Regions from separate parts of the Homo sapiens genome. Here region 2 is linked to region 1. Evidence: chromatin contacts called from ENCODE Hi-C or POLR2A ChIA-PET data. All regions are on one chromosome and are shown on one strand. Each heading gives the region's core, a stretch centred on a gene start or an enhancer-like site at or near the end of the contact. The rest is flanking DNA. Distances are from core to core; before and after follow the strand shown. Region 1 has its middle 6.2 kb from the start of LINC02766. Region 2 has its middle 14 kb from the start of MIR6730.

Region 1 (3,246 bases), core at 84-2,583:
TGGTATGCCACACACCCGGCTAATTTTTTGTATTTCTAATAGAGATGGGGTTTCACCATGTTGGCCAGGCTGGTCTCGAACTCCTGACCTCAAGCAATCCTCCCGCCTCAGCCTCCCAAAGTGCTGGGATTATAGGCATGAGCCACTGTGCCCAGCCAAATTATCTCCTTTAAATTAATGTTTTGAATTTTATTGGATTGTGATCAGTAAATAAATGTAACCTGAAGATTTCTACACTCTAGAAACATCTGGGCTGCGCGCAGGGGCTCATGCCTCTAATCCCAGCACTTTGGGAGGCCAAGGTGGGCGGATCACTTCAGCTCAGGAGTTTGAGATCAGTCTGGGCAACACAGCGAAACCCCATCTCTGCAAAATATACAAAAATGAGCCTGGCGTGGTGGTGCGTGCCTCAGTCCCAGCTACTTGGGTGAGAGGATCCCTTGAGCCGGGGAGGTTGAGGCTGCAGTGAGCCATAACCACTGCACTCCAGCCTGGATAACAAAAGTGAGACTCTGACCAAAAAAAAAAAAAAAAAAAAAAAAAATTCATTGTAATTTTCTTATTGTCCAAGTACTTGATCAGTTTATGTAAATGTTCCAGGGCCAGGCTCAGTGGCTCATGCCTGTAATCCCAGCACTTTGGGAGGCCGAGGCGGACAGATCATGAGGTCAGGAGTTCAAGACTAGAATGGCCAATATGGTGAAACCTCGTCTCTACTAAAAATACAAAAAAATTAGTTGGGCGTGGTGGCGTGCGCCTGTAGTCCCAGCTACTTGGGAGGCTGAGGCAGAAGAATTGCTTGAACCCAGGAGGCGGAGGTTGCAGTGAGCCGAGATCGTGCCACTGCACTCCATCCTGGGCGACAGAGCGAGACTCCATATAAAATAAATAAATAAATATTCCATGAACATATGAAACAAAAGTATATTATCTCTTTGAGGCATACAAATAGAGATAGACAGACAGACACACAGAACTTTGTAGACTATCTGAATTAAGTCCTACAGGATCTTATTTTGTGTGTGGGAGAGACTGCCTTGCATCTTCAAGTGGCCTGCGGGGCAGAGTCTCTAACTCCAGCTATATCCTTTGGAAGTGCAGTAAGTGCTTAAAGTAAACAAAGTTAGAAGAAAGGAAAAAGAAGAACACAGCAGTCTTAATTAAGCTTCCTCCAAATACTCCAGTTGGAACTTCAGAAGGATTTGACGCTGGAACAATTGCACTGCAGAGCTGCCTGCCCCACGCCCAGGAGCGGGGCCAACCCACTTGTCGCTGAGGGGAGCCAGATCGTGTTCTCCCACAGTCTTACCCAAGGAGCACGGCCAGCGTCAGCAGCTCCCAGGGGCTCATAAAACTTCACACCTCATGCTTATTCTGGTCTGACTCAAAAGCACAGAAAGGTCACGGGTACGTTTTGACTTGGAGGAAATGTGTGAATCTAGACCAACTTGGCTCTTGGAAACCCCGGGCAAGTGAGCCCCCAAGGGAGGGGGTGTGTGGGAGACGGGAGGGGGCGGTGCTGGGAGGGGGCGGGTGCTGAAACAGCTCCCAGGGCCACTTTAGAGGGAAAATTCCTGCCTTTTGGGCGTATTTTCCTAAGATGCTTAAGGGGTACACAGAGACTTCTGGGAAGCTTGGCAAAGCCTGCAGAAAGGCAACTCTCGATCTGTTCCATGGTTTGTCCACAGAGATCGAGCATCCCTAGGTGTTCCCAGACAACACACGTGAGTCTGATGCTACAGAACCTAACCCTCTGCCCCTCCAGCAACAGGGAGGCACTTCCAGCCCCTGCTCTTGAGCACGTACTGGGTGCCAGGCTCGGTACTGGATGCGTGGATGTACAGTGAATAGGGTGGCATTCTTGCTGCCCTCACTGAGCTAGCTATACTAGTGGTGGACGTCAGGGTGTGACAGGGAAGACTCAACCGAGAAAGAGGCAGATGGTCTGAGTCCAGCAAGAGTGAGGAGAGTTCATGAGGCACCGGGAAGAGGACAGTGTCCTTTTGGAGCCCTGAGGCAGGGACCTGCTTAGCACAGCTGAGTCCCAGGATCCCTGGACTAGCTGGAGCACAATGAGAGGAGGTGGGGGGCGCAGCCGGGCCAGGTCATGTTGGACTCTGTAAGCCACGCTAGGAGAGGCTATAAGCAGAGGGTTCCACAGTGAGGTTGGCATCGCAAAAGAAATACCTGTCTGGCTGCAGATGGAGACAGGGTAGCATGAGTTAGTAGTGGAGAGCAGCTGCAATAGCCCAGGCAAGAAATAAGGAGGCTTGGATGAGGATGGGGGCAGAGAGATGGAAGGGAGCCAATAGAATCCGGATATGTTTTTGAGGGAGAACAGAAAAACCAGTGAGATTGATTTCATGCACAGATTAGGGGCCAAGCACCGTGGCTTACGCCTGCAATCCCAACACTTTGGAAGATGGAGGCGGAAGGATCACCAGAGCCCAGGAGTTTGAAACTTCAAAACCAGCCTGGGCAACATAGCAAGACCCCATCTCTAAAAAAAAAAAAAAAAATTAGCTGGCCCTGGTGGCACACGCCTGTAGTCCCAGCTACTAAGGAGACCAAGACAGGAGAATTACTTGAGTCCTAAAGTCAAGGGTGCAGTGAGCCGTGATTGCACCACTGCACTCCACCTTGGGAGACAGAGCAAGACTTGTCTCAAAAAAAAAAAGAGAGAGAGATTAGGGAAAAAGAAATATCAAGGGTAGCTTCTGGGTTTCTAGCTTAAGCAACCAGTGATGTGTTTTAAACCATGGGGGCAGATTTGATGATAATGAGAGTAGAATTTGAGATGAGAAGGGGGCCTGGACAAGCCCTAAGGAGCTCCAGCATGTGATGGATGTGTGTAGGAGCACGAGCAAAGGAGATGGCGAAGGAGCAACTGGAGAGGTGGCTGGCAAAATAGAAGACAATGCTTCGGCCCGGCGCGGTGGCTCACGCCTGTAATCCCAGCACTTTGGGAGGCCGAGGTGGGCAGAACACGAGGTCAGGAGATCGAGACCATCCTGGCTAACACGGTGAAACCCCGTCTCTACTAAAAATACAAAAAAACATTAGCCAGGCGCAGTGGCAGGTGCCTGTAGTCCCAGCTACTCGGGAGGCTGAGGCAGGAGAATGACGTGAACCCGGAAGGTGGAGCTTGCAGTGAGCCGAGATCATGCCACTGTACTCCAGCCTGGGTGACAGAGTGAGACTCCATCTCAAAAAAAAAAAAGACAGTGCTTCGAGAAGGAAGACACA
Region 2 (3,172 bases), core at 431-2,930, 46 kb after region 1:
TGTCCTCCTGACCCCAAAATGGTAGATCCACCAACAGCTTTCACTGTGTGCCTGGAAAGCCATAGGCACTCAACACCAGCTTGTGAAAGCAGCTGTTGGGCCTGTACTCTGCAGAGCCACAGGGGTGGTGCTGCCCAAAGCCTTGGGAACCTACTTCTTGTGTCATCGTGGCCTGGATGTGATACATGGAGTCAAAGGAGATTATTTTGGAACTTTAAGATTTAATGACTGCCCAGCTGGGTTTTGGACTTGTGTGGGGTCTGTAGCCCCTTTATTTTGGCCAATTTCTCCCCTTTGGAATGGGAGCATTTACCCAATGCCTGTACCTCCATTGTATCATGGAAGTAACTAACTTGTTTTGATTTACAGGCTCATAGGCAGAAGGGACTTGCCTTGTCTCAGATGAGACTTTGGATTTGGACTTTTGAGCTAATGCTGGAATGAGTTAAGACTTTGGGAGACTGTTGGAAAGGCATAATTGGTTTTGAAATGTGAGAAAGACATAAGATTTGGGAGGGGCCAGGGATGGAATCATATGTTTTGGCTCTGTGTCTCCATTCAAATCTCATGTTGAATTGTAATCCCCAATGTTGGGGGAGGGACCTGGTGGGAGGTGATCGAATCATGAGGGCGGATTTCTCCCTCCCTATTCTTGTGATAGTGGGTAAGTTCTCATGAGCTCTCGTTGTTTAAAAGTGTGTGGCATTCTCCCCTTCTGTCTCTCTCCTGCTGGCCATGTGAAGATGTGATTGCTTCCCCTTTGCCTTCTGCCATGATTCCTGAGGTTAATGTTCCTGAGGCCTCCCCAGCCATGCTTCCTGTACAGCCTGTGGAACCAGGAGCCAATTAAACCTCTTTTCTTTATAAATTACCCAGTCTTGGGTAGTTCTTTATAGCAGTGTGAGAATGAACTAATACAAGGGACATTTGTCACCTCCTGGCTTTTCCTCAAGTGAGGGGTGCCCATATATAGAAGCCCTCTTCACAGGCATAGACCTCTGGGTTCTTATCACAGACCTGCTTCCCCTGGAAGGCCTCTCCTGAATATCAGAGAAGACCCCTCAGGGTCAGAAGTCCCAGATGTGCTGTGGTGGGTGGGGGTTGCTTCTCACCGTAGATGACCCTCTTGTCCACAAACCACAACCATCTTCTTCCCTCTGTGCTGATTAGGACTGGGGCAGTGGGGTTCGTGTATTTGTGACCTGGCTCCTTTTTTGATCCCCACTGAACTGGGACATCCCCAGGGGCAAGGGCTGTCTGCCTCATCAGGCAGAGCTGTCCGTGTGATCAGCCCAGGAGCTTTCTGTCACCCTGGTCCCTCCCGGACATCAGTTTGGCTCAAGAAGAAGAAAGTCCATTTGTCAAAGCATTCTGTCCCCTGGGAGCAGGGCAGTGGCCACAGACTCAATTCCTGACCATTCACCAGGCCGGATAGTCCAAGCCCCTGGAATGGTGCCAGCATGGGGCTTGGGTCTGCTGCCTCCCTGGGCTGGATCCCTACCTCCAATCTGGTTTTCCTTGGGGATGGGGAGGAACCCTAAGCATGGCAATGAGGTTATTTCCCAGGACCCAAGTCCTCTTCCCAGGGTTGGCCTGCCCCATCCTGCCCCTTGGGGGTTTGGCACTTGTCACTCTTCTTTGCATGGCCAAGCTAAGGACAGAATTAGCTCTCCACGCTCACTCTCAAGGCTCTCTGAGTGCTAAACCATCTGGGAGAGGGACCAGAATGGGGCCTCCTGGGATTCTGCCCAGTGCTTTTTCTTTTGGTTCCTCTGGGAAAAGATCCAGAAAAAGACTGAAAGCTCCTGGCTGAGAGGGAGGGGGTGGGGTGGGACCAGGCCCTGCCCTTCTGAGCCCCTGGGGCTCTGGGACGCCAGGGTCCCACTCTGCTAACACAGCGATTGGTTCTCAATGCAACTGGGGAGGGCTGGCGGGGCTTGCAACTCCCAGAGTCCAATCAGACTTTAGGGATCCTTGTTGCACTCCTTTGGGAAGTCAAGGCAGAAGGGTTGCTTAAGCCAGGAATTCCAGACTAGCCTGGGCAACATAGCGAGACCCTATCTTTACAAAAAAATGATGAAGTGAGCCAGGCGTGGTGGCACATGCCTGTAATCTCAGCTACTCGAGAGGCTGAGGTGGGAGGATTGCTTGAGCCTGGGAGGTGGAGGCTGCAGTGGCCATGATCGGGCCACTGCACTCCAGCCTGGGCAACAGAGTGAGGACCTAAATAAGTTTAGCGTGAGATGAACACTGACAGTTGCCTCTTTAGGGCTCTGCTTAGCACCTCCTGTGCCCTCCCAAAAGTCACTGTGTCCTTGGGCTTGCAGTTGGAAGCCATACAGCTGCTTCCCTCTGTCCTCAACCTATATTTTAATTTTTGCTCATGATGTCTTCTTCCCTGGCATGGCAGAGCCTGGTTCAGAACTAACGACTACTCCTCCACGCGGGATTGTATTTCCTGCTATGTTAATAGCGGCTCCACCACGTGCCCTGTTCCAGCTAATGAAATGTGAGCAGAAGTGACAGTGTTGTTTCCAGGTGGAAACTTCAAGAGCCAGTGCACAGTTCACCAGGTATGTCTACCCTGTGCCATAAGACATCCTCCCTGAGGCCCCCTGGTCAGCCTGAGTTTCAGAGCGAAGATGACACGGAGCACACCTGTAGCCATTCTTGAAGGACTAGTAGCAGTAATAAGGCAGAAACCTTCATTGTTGGAAGCCACTGAGATTTGGGCGTCACATTCTGGCTGCGCCACATCAAGGCTGTTGGAAGTCTCCAGAGCGGTCTCGGAGTTGTGTTTTTTTGGTCTTCAGCTGCTGCCAAGTGGCATGGATAATGAAGAGTTAAAATGTTATGCCTGGGGACTGACCTCCATTCTAGGTACTCATTCAAGAGTGGCTACAGGCCGGGCGTGGTAGCTCATTCCAGTAATCCCAGCACTTTGGGAGGCTGAGGGAGGAGGATTGCTTGAGCCTAGGGGTTCAAGACCAGCCTGGACAACATAGCAAGACCTCTGTCTTTACGAAAAATAAAAAGAAAACAGTTGGGCGTGGTGGCATGCACCTGTAGTCCCAGCAACTCCGGAGGCTGAGGTGGAGGATTGTTTGAGCCCAGGAGGTTGAGGCTGCAGTGAGCCGTGATTGTGCCATTCCACTCCACACTCCAGCCTGGG

What was found. A loop is a pair of places that touch in the nucleus more often than their neighbours do. ChIA-PET counts read pairs that join two places held with the same protein, here RNA polymerase II (POLR2A). Pooled maps may share reads with other maps.
Region 2: a map of endothelial cell of hepatic sinusoid shows a loop between it and region 1 (6-fold over the local background). The contact joins two enhancer-like sites. A Hi-C loop is called at or near these places in 6 of 168 maps with a recorded cell type or tissue (Caco-2, PC-3, Right ventricle myocardium inferior and 3 more) and 1 of 50 pooled maps. POLR2A ChIA-PET finds 5 or more read pairs at or near these places in 8 of 52 experiments (H1, HepG2, OCI-LY7 and 4 more).

Annotation. Positions count from the first base shown.
Region 1 is chr1:12,517,772-12,521,017 of GRCh38, forward strand. No RefSeq gene overlaps it. Among named protein-coding and RNA genes, the nearest start is that of LINC02766, 6.2 kb to the right of the region's middle. Within about 2 kb of position 1,334, at least 11 of the 41 ENCODE cell types and tissues checked have a DNase peak (open chromatin) inside an H3K27ac peak, as active enhancers do.
Region 2 is chr1:12,563,693-12,566,864 of GRCh38, forward strand. No RefSeq gene overlaps it. Among named protein-coding and RNA genes, the nearest start is that of MIR6730, 14 kb to the right of the region's middle. Within about 2 kb of position 1,681, at least 6 of the 41 ENCODE cell types and tissues checked have a DNase peak (open chromatin) inside an H3K27ac peak, as active enhancers do.